Linked DNA regions of Homo sapiens: region 2 is linked to region 1. Evidence: read pairs that join two places in POLR2A ChIA-PET (ENCODE). Cell type or tissue: MCF 10A. All regions are shown on one strand.

Evidence for each region. Peaks named below come from ENCODE experiments on the same cell type or tissue, not always from the same donor. Only the 100,000 strongest peaks of a DNase experiment are listed, where the experiment ranks them.
Region 2: POLR2A ChIA-PET joins it to region 1 with 5 read pairs; 2 of 35 experiments call an interaction of 5 or more read pairs at or near these places.

What each region holds. Positions count from the first base shown.
Region 1 is chr18:56,428,850-56,433,849 of GRCh38, forward strand. No RefSeq gene overlaps it. Among named protein-coding and RNA genes, the nearest start is that of TXNL1, 210 kb to the right of the region's middle. In MCF 10A, no CTCF peak of the experiment used is centred here; a DNase peak (open chromatin) is centred at 2,892.
Region 2 is chr18:56,596,492-56,601,491 of GRCh38, forward strand. It overlaps TXNL1 (thioredoxin like 1), which reads right to left. Exons shown (of 8, transcript NM_004786.3): 8 at 718-5,000. Among named protein-coding and RNA genes, the nearest start is that of TXNL1, 40 kb to the right of the region's middle. In MCF 10A, no CTCF peak of the experiment used is centred here; no DNase peak of the experiment used is centred here.

The DNA.
Region 1 (5,000 bases):
GGACAAGAAATAAACAAAATCAGAGCTGAACTGAAGAAATTGAAATACACACAAAAAATACAGAAGATTAATGAATCCAGGAGTTGTTGCTTTGAAAAAATTAACAAGGTAGATTAACCACTAGCTAGACTAATTAAGAAAAAAAGAAGATCCAAATAAACACAATTTGAAATGAAAAAAGAGATGTTACCACTGACTCCACAGAAATGCAAAAAACCATCAGAGACTACTATGAACACCTGTATGCACACAAACTAGAAGATTTAGAAGAAATTGATAAATTCCTGGACACATACAACTTTCCAAGACTGAACCAGGAAGAAATTGAATTCCTAAACAGGTAAATAGCAAGTTCCTAAATTGAATCAGTAATAAAAGGCCTGCCAACCAAAAAAAAGCCCAGGACCAGACAGATTCACAGCCAAATTCTACCAGATGTATAAAGAAGAGCTGATGCTCTTCCTACTGAAACTATTAAAAAAAAAATAAGGTGGAGGAATTCCTTCTCAACTCATTGTGTAAGGCCAACATCATCCTGAAACCAAAACCTGGCAGAGACACAACAAAAAAAGAAAACTTCAGACCAATATCCTTGATGAACATAGATACAAAAATCTTCAACAAAGTACCAACAAACTGAGTCCAACAGCACATCAAAAAGCTAATCCACCATTATTAACTAGGCTGTATCCCTGGGATGCAAGTTTAGTTCAACATATGCAAATCAATAAATGTGATTAATCACATAAAGAGATCTAAAAACAAAAACCACCTGATTATCTCAATAGATGCAGAAAATGCTTTCAATAAAATTCAACACTGCTTCATGTTAAAAATCCTCAGTAAACTAGGTATTGAAGGAACATACTACAAAATATTATAAGAGCCATCTATTACAAAACACAGCCAACATCATGTGATTAGGGAAAAGCTAGAAGCATTCCCTTGAAAACTGGCACAAGACAAGGATGCCCTCTCTCACCACTCCTATTCAACATAGTATTGGAAGTTCTGGCAAGAACAATCAGGCAAGAGAAAGAAATAAAAGGCATCCAGATAGGAAAAAAGGAAGTCAAACTATCCCTGCTTGCAGAAAAGATGATTCTATATCTAGAAAACCCTATAGTCTCTACCCAAAAGCTCCTTGATCTGATAAACAACTTCACCAAAGTTTCAGGATACAAAATCAACATTCAAAAATCACCGGCATTCCTATATACCAACAACATCCAAGGCGAGAGCCAAATCAGGAATGCAATCCCATTTACAACTGCCACAAAAAGAATAAAATACCTAGGAATACAGCTAACCAAGGAAGTGAAGATCTCACACTGCCCAAAGAAATCAGAGATGACACAAACAAATAGAAAACATTCCATGTGTATGGATAGGAAGAATCAATATTGTTAAAATGGCCATACTGCCCAAAGCAATTTACAGATTCAATGCTACTCCTATCAAACTGCCAATGACATTCTGCGTAGAATTAGAAAAAACTATTTTAAAATTCATATGGAACCAAAAAAGAGCCCGAATAGCCAAGGTAATCCTAAGCAAAAAAAAACAAAGCTGGAGGCATCAGATTACCCAACTTTAAGCTATACCATAGGGCTACAATAACCAAAACAGCACAGTACTGGTACAAACACAGACACATAGGCCAAAGGAACAGAGGACAGAGTGCGGAAATAGTGCCACACATCTACAACCATCTGATCTTTGACAAAGCTGACAAAAACAAGAAATGGGGAAAGGGCTCCCCACTTAATAAATGGTGCTGAGATAACTGGTTAGCCATAGGAAGATGATTGAAACTAGACCCCTACCTTATACCACATGTAAAAATCAAGTCAAGATGTATTAAAGACAAATGTAAAACTTAAAACTATAAAAACACCAGAAGATAACTAAGGAAATACCATTCTGGACATAGGATTTGGCAAAAATTTCATGACAAGGACACCAAAAGCAATTGCAAGAAAAATGAACATTGACAAATTGAATCTCATTAAACTAAAGAGCTTCTGCACAGCAAAAGAAACTATCAACAGAGTAAACAGACAGTCTACAGAATGGGAGAAAATATTTGCAAACTATACAACTGACAAAAGTCTACTATCCAGAATCTATAAGGAACTTAAACAAATTTGCAAGCAAAACCCAAGCTACCCCATTAGAAAGTGGGCAAAGGATATGAACAGACATTTTTCAAAAGAAGACATGCATGTAGCCCACAAGCATATGAAAAAATGCTCAATATCACTAATCGCTAGAGAAATGCAAATCAAAACCAAAATGAGATACCATCTCACACCCGTCAGAATGCCTATTTTTAAAACAAAAAAGAAATAAACACACACTTTCCACAGAACCCAAAAAAGATATACTCAAGAGCTGAGATTTAATAACCTTAATAATTGTTATTGCTTCATTAAGAACATTCTTAAGTAAAACTAGCATTTATTTTCCCATGAATGCATGACAGTAGTGAATACAATGACCACCAGTAGAGTTTAGTACCACTGACTTGATTTGTGCTAGTGTGGCTACAGTATTTCCCATGCTGAAGAACCGCTGTTTTAGGTGTCTCTGCACACTATTTAAAACCACACTTCCTTTCCTCATGAGGGCTTCAAGAACCAAGAATTGATAAAATTGCTTCTCCCCCCTTAAACTTGTGCATGTTGATACATCCCTGAGTCTCTCTACATCTTGTTTTGCCTTCAGACTTTAAGTATTTATATGAAGCATTTAAAGGATATAAACTCTTGCTGATTGCTTGATTGATTTTTTAAAAAGCTTTAGAAATCAACTGCACATTAACAGGTTAGAGTACACCTGGCTTAAGTTCCAAGTGACTGACTCATTAAGGAGAATGTTGAAAAGCTGGAGGGTGTCCAGGAGAGGTCAGCTGGGTGAGTTGAATGGCTAAAACCACATCCTCTTAGTACCTGTTGTGAGAACTAAAGATGTTCATACAAAAGATCTCTTGGGAGGACATAGAGGCTACCATCAAATAGAAGAATTGTGCTGTGTGGAAAAGTTATTAGATGGCTTGCTCATAGTCCTGGAAGATTATTTTTAATTCAATATTTTTTTCTAAAAAAAAGACTTTCTAAGAACTCTCTGTCCACCAATGGAAAGGGCTATTTTGAGGTGTTGGGAGCATCAATCAACATACGTGGCACGGGCTGAAAGAAAAGGGAAACTTAGATACCAAGGCCTGGAAAAGCTCATAGTTTGCAGAAGGCTCACTTTGGAGGCCTCCCAAGCTTACCATGGCTTGCCTGCTTGTTTTCACATCTGCGTGGATAAATAAATGTGTCCAGAGGTAGACCACAGCCGGGAATACTTGGTGGGTTGCATTACCATTAAACAATTTCAACTCTCAGTGGTCCATATTCCTTTTTTTTTTTTTTTTCTGAGACAGGATCTTGCTCCGTCACCCAGGCTGGAGTGTAGTGGTGCGATCTCAACTCACTGCAACCTTCACATCCCAGGTTCAAGTGATTCTCTTGTCTCACCCCACCAAGCACCTGGGACTATAGGCATGCACCACCTTGCCTGGCTAATTTTTGTATTTTTAGTATAGACAGGGTTTCACCATGTTGGCCAAGCTGGTCTTGAACTCCTGACCTTAGATGATCTGCCCATCTCAGGGTTCACATTCCTTTTGAAAACAAGAGTTGGACTGTGGTATCCTGGGAGATGCTGTCAAAAGCCATGGAAGCAAATGCACAGGTACGCAGAAAAGCACACAGAATTTCAAGACACCCACAGACCCCAGATTAAGAAGGCCTAAACTGATAACTTCTAATGTCTTTTCCAACTCTCAGGTTCTATATTTCCATATATCTTAGGCATTAAGATGCCTTAATAACATTTTCATAATTTCTTGTTCCATTTATTATGAAAGTAAAAAGATATGTTTGATGAATTAAAAAATAAATTGGGCTGGGGGGATTGATTCTAGCAAAGTCAAGGTATTGCTGCCTAGTACCTAGTATCAGGAAGGATGGTTATCTCCATATCCAGTGCATGATACGGATATATACTGAAGACATACCTGAGACTGGGCAATTTGTAAAGAAAAAGAGACTTAATGGACTCACAGTTGCACTTGGCTGGGGAGGCCTTACAATCATGACGGAAGGTGAAGGAGGAGCAAAGGCACGTCTTACATAGCGGCAGGCAAGAGAGCGTGAGGAGGGGAACTGCCCTTTATAAAACCATCAGATCGCAAGAGTCTTATTCACTATCACGAGAACAGCACGAGAAAACCTGCCCTCATGATTCAATTACCTCCCACTGAGTCCCTCCCACAACACATGGGGATTATGGGAGCTACAACTCAAGATGAGATTTGGGTGGGGTCACAGCCAAACCGTATCAGCCAGATAGGTTTTAAAAGCCTTTATGGGGTGGTGGAAACAAGTGGACATTGGAAATCAATCAGAGACAGGATCAGGACTTGTTTGTGGACTCAAGTGTCTTGTTTGGGTGCGTTAGATGAATCATTTAACCCCACCTATAAAATATATGTATGTTTGTATGTTTTCACACCTCTCACAGAAATATTGTAGTTATAAAGTAAGTGGTATCGTCGGGGTTTTTTTTCCCCAAGATAAAGCTCTACCAACACTGGGATTTATTAAAATTTGTTTGAATGCTTGCCTCAGGAAACTATTTACTGAGAAAACTGAAAAATTAGTTGGTCAAAGGAAATGCAGCTAATACTCTGTGATTAGAGCAGCACATTTAACACAGTGTCTCATTAAATGCTCTTTGACAAATTCACTTAGATTATCTTGGTTATGACTTGTGACAAGGACCAAGAAATGGCTTGAAGGCCTGGCAGGCCAAAGTGACAGTAAATGGTCGCTGAGTTGTGAGAAAATGCAACAGGGAAGGTGCAGGGGCAGGGAGGATAAAGAAGGGAGCTTCATGAATTGATGCTTGACCTGGTCTTATTTGATATCCTCATTAATGATACGGAAGAG
Region 2 (5,000 bases), 170 kb after region 1:
CACTGCAACCTCCACCTCCCAGGTTCAAGCCATTCTCCTGCCTCAGCCTCCCGGGTAGCTGGGATTACAGGCACACACCACTATGCTTGGCTAATTTTTGTATTTTTAGTAGAGACACAGTTTCACCATGTTGGCCTGGCTGGTCTTGAACTCCTGGCCTCAGGTGATCTGCCTGCCTCGGCCTCCCTAAGTGTTGGGATTACAGGTGTGAGCCACCACGCCTGGCCGAGGAATTTTTAATGGGGTTCCAGTTGGCCTATGCATTTATGCCCAGGCTCCCTGCCATTGTCTGTTTTGAGTTAAATACCCATTTTTAAAAGTAAAAGTCACCTGCAGTCGAGGCTAAACTCATGCAGCAGCATCCTTAATACTGTCAATGTGTCAATTCCTTTGAGATAATTATATGACCAGAGAAATGAAACTATGATACTATCTCTACTATACTTTGTCACAGGGAGATTACAGGGATCTAATGAAGGAGTTCCTTTTTACTGGAAACCCCAGAAGAGCAGGTATTAACAATTAATATATTTGATAATGCCCCCCAAAATTAGAACCCTTATTACTAAGGCAACTCAATGACCCATTCAGGACTCTAACAGGAATCATCTTTGTGATGTGAAATTAGAAACTTTTAAGAGAACAAAAGCAATCAAGAAAAACAGTACTAGAATGACAGATAGGACAAAATTTATAAACAAAATACAAGAGAAAAAGCACCTGATAAGATCCTTTAATGACAACTTCAAAGCAGTGTTTCATATTCTCTTACAAAATAGTGCCATCCATCTCCAAGTTTTGCCAAGTGTCATGTAAAACTGTGTTCAATGGTAGACTATAAAAGCATCTACATTTCTTTGCCAGAGGGTTTTGGAATAATTATCTGCTGATGCTTCAACTGAAAGTTTATTAATATGATCAATGATTCCTATAATTAAGCACTAGAAAGACTGTTTCCACAATTTAATGGATTAAACAACTGGACATCCCAGCTAATTTCAATATCACATTTGAAGATGGTGACTGCTCCCTCTTGGATTCATTAACACTACTTTATTACCACCTCCTGTTTTTCCTCCCTTTCCTGTTTACTACTCTACCTTCCAGGTTCCTCTTTTCCCAATTCTTTAATATTTCTTAGGATTCCCTAACATTTGCTCCTTAGTTTCATTCTCTCCCTTTATATTCTAAAAATTCCCATTCATATACATATTTCAGTTTTCATCATCTAAACAACTCCTAGTTCCTTGCTTCTAGCTCTAAGCTCTAAAATCACATTCCTGGCTTTTTACTTACTAGACATCGCCACCCAAATACCAAAAATGCAATTTAAGGCAATGTACCCAAAACCATATTCATCTTCCCCTCTGAACGTTCTGCTTCTCCTAAGAGCTACTTCTATATTCAATTGTAAAAGTGAGAACCTTGTGAGACATCACAGACTTCTCTATGCTCGCTCCTCCCATAAATTAAGGAGAAAGTTTGATCTCTTTCACATGGCAAGAGGAGCTTCACCTTACCGTCTCTACTTGCTCTTTCAGCTTCTCCTTCACTTCCCTAGAATGTCTCTTACACTTAACTCCCACTCTATGAACACACTATGCACTTTTCCTTTACTTCAGCTAAATTATCTTCCTTACCTTCCTCAACTGCATATTCCTACTTTATCTCTGACTCAACCCAAGCATCTCCCCTTGGACCCTGAGAATTTTTTCAACATTGTATTTAATGATAGAAACCAAATAAACTGGCTTAATACTAGAGACAAAATACTTGTATTACAGCTCACAATCTAGTAGTCCAAATAAGACTACAGATCATTACAAGTAGCTTGATAAGTATCCGGATGAAATAATGGCAAGGTGTCATAGCAGCTGAGGAGGCGTGCACAATTGTTATGATTATTCCCGGTATCAGTTTTCCTTGGACTGAGCCTTGTAGATAAGTAGGAATTGGTCAGATGGAAAAGTTAGGTCAGAGGAAGGCATGCGATATTAGGGTACGTTCTGCTACCTGGTAATACAGCACAGCACACTGGAGAAATGAGGGGCATGGGGAGGCTAGAGGAGGAGAGATTACATTACAAAGACCCCATAAAGAAAAGAGAACCAGCGGCCATGTGGGGGATACATGAGAGAGGCCAGAGCAGAAACAAAGAGACAATTAGGAGGCACTGCAGTATGCCAAGCAAGTAATGATGGCCTAAAAAGCAGTGACAGCTGAGAGCAGGATACAGAAGATACTTATCCTTGTTCCAGATACAAAGTAAGGCGCATCTTCAGAACAAGTCTAAGAGATAGATGTTCCTATTTTTACACAAGAAGAAATTTGAGCTCTGAAGGATGTTACTTGCTCAAGATGACACAGCTAACAAGTGGAAGAGCAGGGATTCAAACTTCAGAGATTTTGCTCCTAGGTAGTATGATGAGCCAGTATCTCCAAATGCGTGTCCAATTATAAACCAACAGATCATGTTTTCACAATTAATTCTGGTCTGTTCAACTTAGAAATAATTCCAAAATAAAATTCCTCTTCCCATAGAGAAGCATAGCAAGCACGAAGGAAAAATACTCTAGCAGTTTTAACATTGCATATCCTTAAGATTTTAATATTCCAAGCTGTGTACAATTTTAGTACATTCAAATTCTAAAGGTTATCTCTTTATCTTATAGTTCTCTAATTACACATTCTCCAACTAATAATTTTACATGGACCACAAAGTTTAAAAGCGATCTTATTAGCCTACAAATCTCCACTGTCCTCTTATTCCTATAGTGCTGAGCATGTTAAAAAAAAAAAAAAACCTTATTGATCAAAAATAAAACTTGAATTTTGAAACATGCTTAAAATGACATCAGTAGTCTTCCTTAAGAAGTATAGGCTTAACTGGGGAATAGTCAATATTTTAAAATTTATTTACTATATGCATGTTATATATACTTGCTTTATGTGTATTATAAAGCATAATCTATATTTACAAAACTGTAAAATACACACCTCTAATAATGAGTTTTAAAGCTAAATGAGCAAAATATTCCTCTAGTTTTTCTTTAGCAGTTCTGTGAATGGATTTTTTTTTTTTTTCTTTTGAGACAGTCTCACTCTGTTGCCCGGGCTAGTGTGCAGTCATGCGATCTTGGCTCACTGCAACCTCCGCCTCCCGGGTTCAAGCGATTCTACTGCCTCAGCCTCCCAAGTAGCTGGGTGTGGCACCTGCCACCATGCCTGGCTAATTTTTTGTATTTTTAGTAGAGACAGGGTTTCTCCATGTTAGCCAGGCTGGTCTCAAACTCCTGACCTCAAGTGATCCAGCCGCCTCGGCCTCCCAAAATGCTGGGATTACAGGCATGAGCCACTGTTCCCAGCTGGATTTCTTACTCTAAGTTACTTATCTTAAAAAAAAAATAGTCTAAGATTACAAATTATCAGTTCCAGAAGAGATATACCTAACACAAAAATTAACCTACTAAATTGAACTATATGAGTATCAATACAAGCAACATGAGTAAGCCTTAAATTTCATGTTTTTAAAGCTTACAAAGGGTGTAACTAATTTATTCAACTCCAACACTTTATTCTTATTACAGAATCAAAGCTTTTAGACATTAAGAGGAACAAGGGAGGATCTGAACTATTTTAGGTTTAAAAGCCCATGATCAGGGATATTAATTGCAGCCATAAATAAACTGCTGAGGCCAAATAAACAACTGCATTCCTATAATCGCTGCCAAAAACACTGCATACATCCTCAAACATTGAGACAAAGGATGGCAGACAGGTTTCAACTCTAATTGTTAAGTGGCTGCCTCCAACAGAATATTGAGACTGGGGAACAATGTGGGGCAGGTTTCAACTCTAATTGTTACGTGGCTGCCTCCAACAGAATATTGAGACTGGGGAACAAAGTGGGGCAGGTTTCAACTCTAATTGTTACGTGGCTGCCTCCAACAGAATATTGAGACTGGGGAACAATGTGGGGCAGGTTTCAACTCTAATTGTTACGTGGCTGCCTCCAACAGAATATTGAGACTGGGGAACAACGTGGGGCAGGTTTCAACTCTAATTGTTATGTGGCTGCCTCCAACAGTATATTGAGACTGGGGAACAACGTGGGGCAGGTTTCAACTCTAATTGTTACGTGGCTGCCTCCAACAGTATATTGAGACTGGGGAACAACGTGGGGCAGGTTTCAACTCTAATTGTTACGTGGCTGCCTCCAACAGAATATTGAGACTGGGGAACAACGTGGGGCTTGATGTCAAAGAGAACTCAGAAGGATTATAAAAGCCTGTCGTGGGCACAAGAATGTGGTACCTTGTGCTACTCTTGGCTTCAGCATTAAGCTGACAAAGACTTCCTACTGCAATACCTGACTTTCGTTTCTATTATGAACACGATATTTCACTGTTGTTTCTCATCAAAAGCACCTGATGTCAATGTATCAAAATACAGAGATCATGAAATTCTTTTTTGCTATGTCCGACAAAATGAACAAGAAACTGAATACCAGTTTTCTAGATGCACTAATAAATAACTTCAGTTAAAATAACTAGAGTTACATTTTTTCAAATGCTCTTATTCATCTGGAAAATTCAGTGTTATATATAAATGTTACATATACATATGTGTGTATATATATATACTGTTTTAGGAGAAAACAGCATTTCAGTTTGATATTTTAAATGCCAATTATGCACATTTATAATAGTAAGATTTCCCATTAAGTGAAACGTTATAGTTACCTATAAACGTTCATTTTTCACTATTTACAATTTGAATTATGTAATACTTGCATACTGCAACTAATTGTTATAGAAGAGTCACATAGACAATATAAATCTGATGTCCAATCCTTTACAAATACGAAATTTGTTTCACTGGGTTTTCAAACTATCAAGTATAAATAGGAAAAGGTCAGCAATACTTAGGATGAGGCACTTTAACAATTACTCAGAAAGGTTAAGTGTACAAAACTGTAAACCAAAACCCTGCATATTAAT